2 separate regions of the Mus musculus genome follow, and region 1 is linked to region 2. The links are chromatin contacts, found by POLR2A ChIA-PET in ENCODE. All regions are on one chromosome and are shown on one strand. Each heading gives the region's core, a stretch centred on a gene start or an enhancer-like site at or near the end of the contact. The rest is flanking DNA. Distances are from core to core; before and after follow the strand shown. Region 1 holds the start of Cox19 (cytochrome c oxidase assembly protein 19). Region 2 holds the start of Get4 (golgi to ER traffic protein 4).

Region 1 (6,683 bases), core at 3,845-6,344, 93 kb after region 2:
CCCTGGGATTTCTAAGGCCGGAGACACTAAGATGAGCCCTGAGCTGTGCTCTGGAGCCTTCCTGAGGGCTCTGTGATCCCTGCCTGTCCCAGCAACACTCATTCCATGCCCCTGTCACCTCTGCCTCTCTGGAGGTGGGGGCAGGAGAGCTGCAAGGTCACGGCCAGCTGAGATGTGACGACAGCCGCAGCCCCCGAGGTTCCCCGCGCCCCGGAGGCCCGAGAAGGAGTATTTTAACTTTATTTTCTTACTTGCATTTATTTACAAACCCACCAACCACCAACCAAACCAAAACACCCTTGCCAACACTGGACAAAGCCAGAAGTTTCCTTGGGTGCCTGCACTCGCCTAGCTGAGGTCCCATAGGCCATGGAAGCAGGCCCTTCCCTCCCAACTCTGACGCACGTGTTCTATGTGGTGTCGAGTGTGGCACGGGGACTAGGAGGCCTTGCTTCAGCTCACCCCACAGACAAACAGGCAAGAACCTCTGCTGGTACTGTCCAGAGCCTTGCCAGGCAGACTAGTCACCCCCCCAGAGGATCTCAAAGTAGCCACACCCTCGAAGCAATCATAAGTAGGAGTCCCTACTTATGCATCTGTGCCAGGCACTACGGGCAAAACAATCTGCTCAGGTTTGGAAAGGGGTATGGAGGGGGTACTGTAGACAGAACCCAGGACTTCACTTAACTGTGGAATGCATCACCACTGAGCCACGCCCCCAGCCCCTCACTGGGGGACTCTAGGCAGGGGCTCTACCACTGAGCCACGCCCCCAGCCCCTCCCTGGGGGGATTCTAGGCAGGGGCTCTACCACTGAGCCACACCCCAGCCCTTCACTCAGGGGATTTTAAGCAGGTGCTCTAGCACTGAGCTATATTCTCAGCCCTGTTTTTCTTTCTTTTTTTTTTTTTTTTTAAAGATTTATTTATTTATTATATGTAAGTACACTGTAGCTGTCTTCAGACACTCCAGAAGAGGGAGTCAGATCTTGTTACGGATGGTTGTTAGCCACCATGTGGTTGCTGGGATTTGAACTCTGGACCTTCGGAAGAGCAGTCGGGTGCTCTAACCCACTGAGCCATCTCACCAGCCCAGCCCTGTTTTTCTTATCATTTTGAGATAAGATCTTACTAAATTGCCCAGATAGTTTCTGAACTTATTCTGTAGCCGAGGCTGGCCCCAACCTCACCATTCTCCTGCCGCAGCTTCCTGAGCAGTTAGGATGACAATCCTGTGTCAGGCTCCACTAAAGCTCTTACTTGCTGAATCTGTCCAGCTTGCCTGTGGGAACCTCTCCTTTTGTAGACACCAAGACCCAGGGGTTGAGCTGTGGGGAAGGCAGGAACCTGCTCACAGCCTCCTTCCAGGCTGGGATCACTCTGGCCCTCTTGTAAAGCTCAGCAGAGCCAAGAGGAAATTCTCAGCCATCTGCTGAGGCTCAGTTCCAACCATGAGCTATCTGGAAGGGGGTCACCGCCAGAGCTGAGACACCTACACTGTCACCCCCACATGCCTATGCCTCTAGGACTTGTCTGGGTTTGTTAAACACAAAGAAAGCAGGCTTAAGCGGACCACTGACATCTTGAGAGAGGCTGGGGTGCCTGAGTTCCTGTGTACACAGCGATGGGGACAGGCCTCCTTCCCCAAGGACTGGCGTGCTAGCTGCTTCTGCACATTTACAGTAGAATGGCTCTCGTCCTAAGGCAGAGCGCCACAGGTTTTGGTTTTTGTTCTGTTTAAAAGTAAACCTGGGGCCGGACGGTGGTGGCGCACGCCTTTGATCCCAGCACTCGGGAGGCAGAGGCAGGCGGATTTCTGAGTTCAAGGCCAGCCTGGTCTACAGAGTGAGTTCCAGGACAGCCAGGGCTACACAGAGAAACCCTGTCTCGAAAAACCAAAAAAAAAAAAAAAAAAAAGTAAACCTGGGGTGGGTGTGGGGGTGGCCATCATCATCCATTACTGCTTAAGTCGCCATTGTCCCGGTGGCATTTCAAACAGCTTTCAGAGGACAGCGCGAGGCCATGAGTGTTCTTACTGGGCCGAGAATGTGAAAGGCATGAAAACCTGTTGGGCTCAGTCAGCGCCGCTAGGATCTACGATTCTGAAAGCTTAAAGATGGAGGGACAAAGCTGTGGACACTCACTCTGTGGCTTGTCACTCACGGAGGTTTCCAGGGCCGTTAGCGGCCTCCTCACTGGCTAAACTGTGATTTCTCCTGGCAAACATCAGCCACTCTGCTGTGGCAGGGGCGGTGGCTGGGTTGGTAAAATGGACCCGAGTTCCCTCCCGAGAACCCGAGAAAATTGGGTGTGCTGGTCCCAGCACTGGGGGCAGAGAGGGATCCCTTGGCTTGCCTGTAGTCAGCGACCTAACTAGTGAATCCAGGCCAGCAACAGACCAAGTTCCCAGCACCCACGCGGTGGCTCACCACAATCATGAGCACTCACACATGTGAATGCGCACACACACACACACACACAAATAGAACTCACCTTTGCATCCTGCACATTAAATACTCTTTAGATTCATTTCTGCACAAAGCATTTTCATAGTTCTTGTCACGGAGACACCTCATGAATTTTTCTTTAAAGCTTTTACATTCACCTAGGGAAAGAAGAAAGCCAGCATTCTATTAGTTAAAGAGAAGGCCTGACCCGCTCACACGCTGACTTTAGGAGCAGCACTAGGGTTTCCATCAAAATTCGTTCCCTTTGTGAGGCTGTGGGTGTGGCTCTGAGGTAATGTGTATGTTTGGCATATAGTCCCCTGGGTTCAAATCCCTGTACTTCAAAACAAAAGGGCTGAAAGAAGCTGGGGAGATGGCTTACTGGCTATGAACACTGGCTGCTCTGACAGAGACCTGAGTTTGGTTCCTGATACACACATTGAGCAGCTAACAAATGCCTGTAACTTCAGCTCCAGGCTATCAAAAACCTGCTTCTGGCCACCAAGGGTGCCTGCATACAAATGGTGTATATACAAACTCAGATGCACACACATACACATAAACTTAAAAAAATTATAATAAAGCCGGTCATATTGGCACACACCTTTAATTCTAGCATTCAGGAGGCAGAGGCCGGTGGATCTTTGTACATTTGAGTCCAGCCTGGTCTACGCAGCGAGTTCCAGGACAGCCAGGACTACATAGTGAGACCCTGCCTTTGAAAAAAAAATGAAGAATCAATAACGAATTGAAATAAAAATTTTAAATGGAAAATTTCCCAATGAAATGTTGGCAATGAAATCATAATCTAAAAATAGTGAGATGGCTCAGTGGGTAAACACGCTTGCCACCAAGGCTGACAACCTAAGTTTGATCTCTGGGACACACGTGGGGGTGGAGAGATCCCAGTTTTCCACAGTTTGTCCTCTGACTATATACGTGTCATGGCATATCCCCAAACACACTAAATAAATAAGCATAACTTAAAAAATACAGAGGCAGGCGGATTTCTGAGTTCGAGGACAGCCTGGTCTACAGAGTGAGTTCCAGGACAGCCAGGGCTACACAGAGAAACCCTGTCTCGGAACCCCCCCCCCCAAAAAAAAAACCCAAAAAACCAGTAATCTCTAAAGCTGTCCCTGGAGCTGGAGTCTCTACAGCAGTTCACCGAAGCGTCTAATCTACACTAACAGCTGCCGTTTCTACACTAACACGAGGGCTGAGGGCTGCTGCATCTCTCAGGGCTGTGTGCTGGTGGTAGGACTTGTGGGGAGGTCTGTGTGCTGGTGGTAGGTGGGGGGGGGGGGGATGTCCTATGTGCTGGTGGTAGGCAGGGCAGTCTTTTCTTTTTTTAATTATTGTAGTGCTGAGGACTGGACTCAGGTTCCTGTGCGTGCCAGGCACCAGCTCGGCCTCTGTAATCTGAATCTCCAACTCTCTCCCAGTTTGTTTGTTTTTTTTCTTTCCCATGTTCCAGTTTCCCAAAAGGCCTGTTAACTGCAGACTTCAGAACGGTGACTAGAAATCCTCCAGGCTGGAGGCGTGGCTCAGAGGTGAACACTCGCCTAGCATGTGCCAAACCCGGGCTTTCAGCCCCAGTGTTAGATATCAAAAAGCTTTTTGAAAATATTTCCTTGCCTAATGTTCACGGCAGACCCAGAGCCTGGAGCTAGGGGAGGGTGGGTATGTCCTGCGCTGAGCTGAGCTGCCGCCAGGGGGCCTAACATCAAGCTCCGTTCCAGGAGGCCTGTCACCATCCTATCACATTAGCCCCAAGTCTTACTTGGAGAGCCATGACATGTGGCCCTCTGAAATAGGGGCCCTCAAGACTCAGTTTCTCTGACTGCACCCCCACAGTGCTCTGAGCACGCCCAGCCCCACTACCCGGGAAGGACCTGTAATATTAACTGCTCTGCATCCAGGGTCCAGTACCTCAGACCCCACCCACCATTTCTAGCATCCTGTCATCAACACACATGACAATGCCACCCAGGTCTATAACCCCACACACTGTCCCTCATATTCAGCTCCTTCACTTTGGCTCTCAGACCTTCGATCCAGCACCCTAGGCCCTGTCACATCCAACATCTAACTCTTCAGACATTACACCTAAATCCAGCAACTCTGACCCGGCCACTCAAATCTAGTACCTTAGGCTCTGCCACCCAGATCTACAACCCCAGGCCCTGCCATCCAAACCCAGTGCCCCCAAACCTGCCATCTATAGCAAAGAGACAACACTCCAGTCTCTGCCACCCAGACCCAGCAGCCCAGACCCTGAACCCAGATCCAGTACCCCTGACCCTGCCACCCAGATATCCTGCACCCATAACTCTGTCACCCAAACCCAGTACCCCAGTACCCCTGACCCTGCCATCTAGAACCAGTATCCCAGATCCTGCCACCTACTTCCAATACCCCTGATCCTGTCACCGAGAAACAGCACTCCCTACCACTCAGACTCAGCACCCGAGACGCTGCCACCCAGATTCAGTATTCCTAACTCTGCCACCCGATCCCAGGCCGCCATCAGCCTGTGCCTCGCCTCGCCTCACCGAAGTGGTCCAGCGGGAAGCTGCCTTTGTCTGGGGGCCGCGGCTGGAAGCTTTTGGTCCCGAAGTTCATTGCGGTCGACATCACGGCGAAATCCAGAGCGGAGAGCGACGGCGACGCAGGGCAGATGGCTGAACACCGAGCGGGTCCAGGAAGCGTCGAGCTAGTCGAGCGGACGACTGGCCCCACCCCGAGTCCACCCAGGCTCCACCCACCAAGCCCCGCCTCACCTATCTAGCCCCGCCCCTGCCGTGTTGCGAAAGGATCTGCCCTTGGTTTCCAGCCCTCTGAGAAGCAGAAAGAAGCCTGGCAGTCATCTTTTGGTACTGATTAGCAAATAAGGACAGAAAGATGCAGCCATTTGCCCGAGGACACCAGTCTGTGCCCCGGGATCTTCATCCCACCCATCTGTCTTCCAGGGACTGAGTTTCCCATCTACTCAGAGGGAAAGAAGCACACTAAAGGAGGGGTGGCTAGCTTACTGCCAGTGCCGTGACACAGTGATACAAACGGGTTTTACAAACAGAAAATAAAGCAGGGTGCAGTCCCTCACACCTGTAGACAGCGCTTAGGGGGCTGAGGCAGAAGGATTGCCTGAGTTTTCAGCAAACCTGGGCTATGTAGCCAGTCCCACAAAACAAAAGAAAATCTCCCCAAAGGGCATCTTCTGTGGTTCAAGAGACCAGAAGTCTGATCCTAAGGTGTTGGTCATCAGCCCTCTTGTGGCCTGCTGTCCCTGCTGTCTGTTCCAGGGAGCCCAGGTTCTCTCCCAGCCTCTGAGATGTTCTGTCAATTTTAGGTAATTCTGGGCTGCTAGATATCTCCCTCCGGGGCCTCCACTTCTGGGAACATTCTCCCATGTTTCTGTATCCAAGTATTCCTTTTATGACATTGCCACACCGGGGTAGGGCCATCCCAACAATCAATTCTCTTTCCTTCCTTCCTTCCTTCCTTCCTTCCTTCCTTCCTTCCTTCCTTCTTTGCTGTCTGATTTTCTTTTTTCTTTCTTTCCTTCCTCCCTTCTTCCCTTTCTCTTTTTCTCTCTCCCTCTTTCCCTCTTTCCCTCTTTCTCTCTCTCTCTCTCTCTCTCTCTCTCTCTCTCTCTCTCTCTCTCTCTCTCTTTCTTTTGAGACAGGGTTTCTCTGTAGCTCTGGCTGTCCTGGAACTCTGTAAACCAGGCTGGCCTTGAACTCAGAGATCCACCTGCCTCTGCCTCCCAAGTGCTGGGATTCAAGTTGTGCTCCACCATGCTCAGCTCATCCCAACAATTTTAACCTCTGCTGCTTACATCTGCCACAACATTATTTCAAAAGGTCCTGGGGGCTGGGACTGTGCCAGGTGGATTTGGGGGGGACTGTTCTATGGTAGTGGGGTGCACTCTACTGACTCTTTGCTGTTGTTATGGCAATAACACCCATACCCAGCACCCCTGCTTTTCAGCTTGGGGACAGAGAAGAGCACTCGCACCCTGCCACCCTGCACTGCTGTCAGTGTAGGACATTGGCCGTCATTCCATCTCAGCCACACATGAATGCTATGTTCTACACTACACCAGGCCCTGGCAGTGAGCAGAATGGGCTCAGTGGGCTCCTAGCAGCTCCTTGGGGCCAGCTCTTCCTCTACAGTCCCTTGATGAATCCCAACATCACTGACGCAGAAGCAGAAACAATTCCCAGGGGCTGCAG
Region 2 (7,311 bases), core at 4,114-6,613:
GGGCAGCCCTTGGCCCTATCCTCTTTATCCTTCTAAGTCAGCATCACTGGAATGTCACACTGCAGTGCTAGCACGGCAGTATGCTGTTCAGTTCATATATCTTGAAAACAGATCAAGTTAGACACTTAACTTATGACTTATATCCATCACTTTCATTTGTCCACTTAGCTTTAACAACTGTGAGGTATTGAACTAAAAAATGCTATTTTGCCTCAAACATGCTAGGTAGGGGCTTTACCATTGAGCCACACTCCCAGCCCCTCACTGGGGGATTCTAGGCAGGGGCTCTACACTGAGCTACACGCCCCAGCCCCTCCCTGGGGGATTCTAGGCAGGGGCTCTACCACTGAGCCATGCCTCCAGTTCCTCACTAGTAAGCTCTAAGTAAAAGCTCTGCTGAGCTACAGCCTCAGCCCTTGAGACAGTCTTGCTTGCCATGTACATGTTTGTATATACTTTGGGGGCACAGTTAAGGCCCTTTAGTGGTTGTGCACAATGCTTGTGTTCAGCCACTTTGATCTCTTATAGCTTTTGGAACTCACCACCTCTCTTAGTCATATTTCACTGTCAGAATCCTGTTGTCACTCTCCATTAGTAGTTAATGCCTGCTAATTGCCTTTGAAGCCCTTTCCCATTATAAAGTCCTTTACATTTCCTCTAATATAGACCCCATCATTTTAAGCATAAGTGACATGTGGTAGCCTTAGGGATGGTGACTCTTGCCCACCTCTCCAACCATCTGTCTACAGATCTTCTCACACTTCTCACCTTGCTGCAGCCTGTCTGCTGCTCACATCCTGCTTATGTCCCTTACTTGCAGCACCCAGAGTCTGCACAGGAGTTTTTGAGGGCATCTGGGCTGCGAGGGTGCTAAGAGTGATCACATCACCTCATCACAAGCTGGCCCTGTGTTGGCTAAGTGCATATTTCCCTAATGGGAGTAGCCATAGTTGCTCTTGAATGATTGTGGGTTACAGGAAGTGAGTGACAGTGTGCCTGTCCAGGGAGGGCCTCTTCAGGTCTTTCTCAGGGAGATAAGTTGTCACTCAGGAAAGCAGGGCTTGAGTAGTGATTGGTGTTATCTCTGTGATAACACATGGTCATTGCAGGGACTGGAAACGGAGTATCAAGAAGAGGGGCAGCCTCTGGGACGGTTCACCTATGACCAGGAAGGAGACTCACTCCAGATGTTCCACACACTGGTAAGCACAAGGATCTGTCCTCTCTCGTTCATGCCTTTGTGGGGCAGGCATATGGAGACAATAGTGGGGATCACCCCATGGCCAGCTCTGTGCCTCAGTAAAAGACCAAACACGCTAGTCCATGAGTCCCAACTGCTCTTGAGGCTTATTTGGGATATGGCTGCATCCTGTTACATATCCCACGGGGGCAAGGGATTGGTGGTGGTGGGTGGTCTCTGACTGCTAATGTGAAATAACTTATTCTCTTAACTTCAGGAAAGACCTGACCAAGCCTTCCAGATAGTAGAGCTCCGGGTCCTGTCCAACTGGGGCCACCCTGAGTACACTTGCCTCTACCGGTTCCGAGTCCACGGAGAGCCCATCCAGTAGAGCACTCCAGCCATGTACATGTCTGTATATACCAAGACGCCATAACACTGGAACTCATTGAGAAAGAGAGCACGTGAGCATAGGAACTTGTCAGCCACCCTTCAATAAATGTGCTGTGGTCCTGAGGACGTGCTGAGTCCTCTGAGGCTGTGCGTGTGTTCTCAAAGCCCAAAAGCCGGGGAGGCTTTTTTAATTCATTTGAATGTATGATTCTCGGACACTCCTTTTGACTTAGGGATTTGCTTGAATGCATAAAGTCAAGAAGCAGATAGGCTGGCAGGTTTCCAGGCTCCTGACATAAAGGCTGAGAGCTCTGCATTGGCCATCCTCTGGATGTCAAGAAGGCAAAGTCCCATCTGCTAAACCCACGTTTCTTTCAGGGAAAACTGTTGCTCTGTCTTCAGTCTGACCCCTTCCAGGTTCCCTGGTGGGGAGAGGCTATGTCATAGACTGTCTGCTTTGAGCTGGGACTCCTCTGATTCCCCAGGGGAGTAGATCGGGCTTTGCAGAAGAGCAGTGGGGTGTGCACACCATGAATGGTGCTCTTGGGTCTCAGCCAGGCCGTTCCTGGCAGATCACAGAATGGACAGGAACCTTGAGAAGGGATGCTCTGCTGTCCTTGAGCTATGAGTCTCTGCTGAAGGGGGAACACTAAGGTGGTGCTAGTGGCTGCCACTCTTGGTCTTTATCACAGCAGCATTCTGTGCTGCCCTTGGGTTTGCCTCTACACCATTATCAGCCCTTCTCACTGATTCAAATTTGGGTATATTTAATATTTAGACTTTTGTGAGTAGACTTTATAACTGATACATCATCTGGACACTTAAAAGTGTTTAGATGTCTTACCTAAAGAATTGTTAAGTTTCATTGGTTAGACAGCCTTGGCAGAATACAAAGCTCACCTGCTGGGGCTCAGAGTTCTGGGATTTCTCGCATGTTGCAAGCAGCCCTTAAGACAGTGGCCCAAAGCACATCCCACTCCATAGGGTTAGAGCCACTGCCTGTGTGGCCAGGTTGTGTGGGATGCACACATTTTGCATACTCAAGGTTACATGCAGAAGTCAGAATTTCCTATATTAAACTAAATTGGGGAATTGGGGGTGGAGATATTTCAAATATTTATTTTTAAAGATGCAAGATAGGACTTTGTGCAATGTATTTTTGTAAATGCTTTTCAAAACACTTGTCTTTGGTAGTGCTTCTACTGCCACTAAATTAAGATGCTATTGAGATGTTTAAATAAAAGAGTTAATTTTTAAAAGTGCATGTGCGATTTCAAGTGATTAATAAAAGTGTGTATTTCTTTTCTTGGCTTGTCTTATCTCTGCCCATGTGAATGGGAGGGATTGCTAGGTTGTGTGCTTGAAGAGTTCCTGCTAAGTCCTGCAGGCACTGCCACTGTCACTCAAGCCTCCGCCAGCCTCTTCCTGCTTAGAGGAATCCGCTCAGAGACATTCCAGTCAGGCTCAAAGGAAGTGGGCCCAGAGGCTTTGGGTCTGGATGTGGTCACAAGGCCCTGAGCTCAGCTTCCAGAGCCAGAGCACCTTTCTACTACAGCCTGCCGAATATATTTTTGGAGCATTTTTCATACCTTTTAACAGCTCTGGTTCCTACCATGTATACAGAAGTGTCACGTTGATTTAAGCATCCTCAGTTCATAGGCTTTCCTTTACTTTTTTTCCCTCTCACCCTAAGACAAGGTTTCTCTGTTTAACCCTGGCTCTTATATCTTAGAACTCACTCTGTAGACCAGGCTGGACTCGACGTCCAATCTGCTTGCCTCTGCCTGAGTGCTGAGCCCACACCATGCAGCTGTTTCTCTGTCTCTTTCTCTCTCTCTCTTTTTAAAGATTAATTTTATGTATATGAGTACACTGTAGCTGTCTTTAGACACACCAAAAGAGGGCATCAGATCCCATTACAGAAAGTTGTGAGTCACCATGTGGTTGCTGGGAATTGGACTCAAGACCTCTGGGAGAGCAGTAGGTGCTCTTAACCACTGAGCCATCTTTCCAGCCCCTAGCTGTTTCTGTTTTAAAGAGAAGCCTGTTACTAGGGCTTTGCTCTCTTGAGGACCTGCTAAACATCTTGAGAGAATTCCAGCCAGGAGGGTAGTGCTCACCTTTAATCCCAGCACTCAGGAGGCAAAGGCAGGTGGACCACTGTAAGTTCAAGACTAGACTGTTCTACATAGCAAGTTGCAGAACACTCAAACAGAGCAATATAATAGGCCCTATCTAGGAGGGGAAAAAGTTCCAAAAAGAATTTATGACAAACTGTACTACACTGTCCCATCCAGACAAGTCATCCCCTGGTCGGACACTCATGCAGCATGAATCACTTGCCCCTTTGTTACTAGGTGTCTGGATCATCAGGTAGAATGCTGTATCCAAGTGGTCCTTCCTTATGTGGTAGTGCCCACAGAGCATCATCCCTCTTCACAGAAGGGTGAGCACGGTACTGTCAGAGTGTTGGGAACCAGCAAAAGACATTTATTCTAAGTACTACCATCTTGTTTTCAGGCTCCATTTAATCATATCAAGAAACCAAGCTCCCAGGCCCTAGGGGAGCTAGGGACTTCCCAATAGCTTACTTTGAACAGCTTCTGTTGTAAGGAAATAGTTGTCTTGAGTCCAGACATCTCGAGGACAACTTCATCTTGCTGGCAGGGTCAAACTAATGTTTATGTTTCCAGGCCTAGGAACCAACCTATCCTGATACAGTGGGAACGCCCTTGTCCAACCCCTTACGACGGATTATGATTAGACAGTGCTACAGCCTGCCCACCCACCTCCCCCTTTCTCTATATTTTCATCCTTTAGGCTGTACAGTATTCCCTCAGGGTTTTACTTCAGCTTCATCTGCTCTGCGGCCCTGACCAATAGCGGCTTGATTACCTGCGTTGACCTGGTGTCTTGAGTTATGTTGGTTTTAGGTTGGATTTAAGCGGACCCCACAGCAAGAGATCATGTTTACAGACTCCTTAATCTGTTACCATGCTTTCTGCTTGCACATGGGTGTGGTGCAGAAAATGCTAGTCCAGCTGGCCCGGGTGCAGGCATAAAAAGTAGGTAAGTTGAGGCAGGAGAGTCACAAGTTCAAGGGCCAGAGTAAATGGAAGGCTGAGAGTGTGTAGCTGACAGAAATGAACGCCCTGAACTTCATCTCCAGCATCCAAACTCATTATTTAAGGATATGTGTAGGGTTTTGTAACCTGAGTTTTGGATGCTGTCAGAGGACAACTCTGACCCTGGCCAGCACCTCCCATCCTCCCCCAATTAATCATGACCTTCCTCCCTTCTCTGCTGTCACCTGCTCCAACCACAGCCAGGTCTTCTTGGAGACATTACAGGTTCTAGCCTGAGCATACTGCCCTGTCCCAGATGTCACTAAGGATGACTGCCACCTGGAGGGGCACTCCCCGGGCAGGTGTGAGACAGGTCAAAGCTTCTAAAATGTGTCTGGTTCATCCATGCGCTAAGGGTAACTTCAGGGGGCGCGCGAATAAGACGCCTCATCGCTGAGTCTTCTGCCTCAGTTTACTTGCGCAGCCTACGTGGCTGATTACATTGTGCAGTGATGACACTAAGCTGGGGACAGCTCAGCGTGTAGTCCCGCCCAAGACCTCGGTCCCGCCCACTCTCGCAAGACTACAAACAAGTTCCCGCGATAGTCTGAGAGCCCCACCCCGTCGGCTTTTCCTGGCCTGTGTTCTCAGGGTCCTTCTCAGACCCCCCCTCAGGGGCGTGTCCTCGCGCGGCTCCCGCGATCCCGGCAGGCTCCGCCTCGATCACGTGCGGCCCGCGGCGCGCCCGCCCTCGCACGGCTCCTCGCGGCCACCGTAGAAGGAGTGCGGCGGCCGCAGGGACGGAAGCCGGGAGGCGCCGCCGACCGCGCCTGCGACAGCGTCAGCTCTGCGCGGAACGCCGGCCCATGGCGGCGGCGGCGGCGATGGCAGAGCAGGAGGGCGCCCGCAACGGCGCCCGCAACCGCGGCGGCGTCCAGCGCGTGGAGGGCAAGCTGCGTGCTAGCGTCGAGAAGGGCGACTACTACGAGGCGCACCAGATGTACCGGACCCTCTTCTTCAGGTGGGCGCGGGTGGCGGCTTAGCGCCGAGGCCCCACCTCCGCTGTTGCTCATTGGCTGCGCTGCGGCGCCCCGCACCCTCATTGGTTTATGCGGCTGCCTGTCGCGGAGCAGAGCGGGGGCGGCGGGCTTGTACTACTCGGCAGGGCCTCCTCTTCTCTGCCTGGTTCCCCCTCCTCCTCTCTCGGCCTCGTCTTTCTGAGTCCCTGCCTTACTCTCAGAGCTGCCCTTCCCCCGTCCTTCCTTCCTTCCTTTTCCCAGGCCTCCTTCCCCAGCCAACTTCTTCTCAGGCCTCCCCTTCCCTGGACTCAGTTTTATCACTAGCCTCTCTCCTCTTCACTTAGGCCTCCTCCCTCTTACAGGCCTCTCTTCCCGCCACTCCTTCTCTATCACACCCTCTTCCTCGCCTGGCCTCCCTTTCTCTGAAGGCTTCCGCTGGTTGGCGAGTCCTGTTGTCAGAGTAGTCTCACCTAGTCCTCCCTTCTGTGGCCAGTGATTGGAATTGCACAGCCGGCTAAAGTGTGGTCAGATGCTGACACCGTGGGCCAGCCTGTGGCCATCTGTATTCCTGCCTCTGTGCATCTGCCAGCTGATAATTCCTACGTAGAACTTTATTCCTGACTACAGGACATCAGCATTTCTGCTCCATGTCCGTAGTGTGGGTTTGGCCCCTGTGCCCCTTAGACCTACTTTTCGTTTTAAAATACGTTTTGTTTTAGGGCAATTTTAGGCCTTCAGTAAAAGGAGTGGAAAGTGGTTATCTTGTACCAGTTGCACATTATCATCCACCCATTACTGTCACCTAGGGCCCACGTGCTGTGGAACTCCTCCTACAGTCACTCCCTCTAGCTTGATCTGAGCACGGTGTGTTCTGTGGGCTGGATAAAGCTGCCATGACAGTGGATGACACTGTACACAGTGGCCTCACTGCCTTGAAGCCCTGTTGGGGGCTGAAGAATCAGTGCTCTGGGAACCCTCTGGCTCGTGAGTGATACTTGTTTACATCTGAGGACAATTCCCACTTCCCACATGCCCAGATTGAGCCTGGCAAGTAGCCAGGTGGACATGGGAGGGAGGGGCATGGTTAAGGCCACACGCAGTAGTTAGCAAGCCATCAGGGACCAGCCTTGCAGTATTTCCCTCCGTAAGTGCTCAGTCCAGGGGGTTGGCAGGTGTGGGATGAGCCTTGGCGTCCTTGGTGTCAAAGACTTCCTGTTTTCTTTACCTATTGGGCGCCCTGGATTTGGAGCAGCGGGGTTTAGTCAGCTTATCGAAACATTAGCCCTTGCTCTAATCACAGGTTACCTGAAGGGCAGCCTTGTTGGGGAATTTTTCTGTAAACTAGACACTATAAATACAAACCAGTCTGGCGACATCTAGTTTCATCACAGTGTCCCTAGTGCCTTTAAAAACAAAAACTAAAACACTCTTAATTATATTAATTATATTGGGAAGGCACTTGCTGTATTCTTTAGATAAAAATCTGTAGCCACGTGTGGTGGCACACACCTTTAATCCCAACACTCAAGAGGCAAAGGCAAGCCGATCTCTTGTGAGTTGGAGGGCAGCCTGTTCTACAAAGTGAGGTCCAGGACAGCCAAGGCAGAGAAACCCTGTCTTTAAAAAATAAAGTTAATTTTTACATGTAGAAACA

Evidence for each region. ChIA-PET counts read pairs that join two places held with the same protein, here RNA polymerase II (POLR2A).
Region 1: POLR2A ChIA-PET joins it to region 2 with 21 read pairs in Patski. The contact joins the promoter of Cox19 here to the promoter of Get4 in region 2. POLR2A ChIA-PET finds 5 or more read pairs at or near these places in 3 of 5 experiments (Patski and embryonic stem cell).

Annotation. Positions count from the first base shown.
Region 1 is chr5:139,340,072-139,346,754 of GRCm38, forward strand. It overlaps Cox19 (cytochrome c oxidase assembly protein 19), which reads right to left and starts at 5,095. Exons shown (of 3, transcript NM_197980.1): 1 at 5,001-5,095; 2 at 2,492-2,603. The coding sequence starts at 5,082.
Region 2 is chr5:139,246,961-139,254,271 of GRCm38, forward strand. It overlaps Get4 (golgi to ER traffic protein 4), which reads left to right and starts at 5,364. Exons shown (of 9, transcript NM_026269.2): 1 at 5,364-5,659. The coding sequence starts at 5,505. Sun1 (Sad1 and UNC84 domain containing 1) reads left to right here. Exons shown (of 23, transcript NM_024451.2): 22 at 1,110-1,202; 23 at 1,458-2,879. The coding sequence ends at 1,571.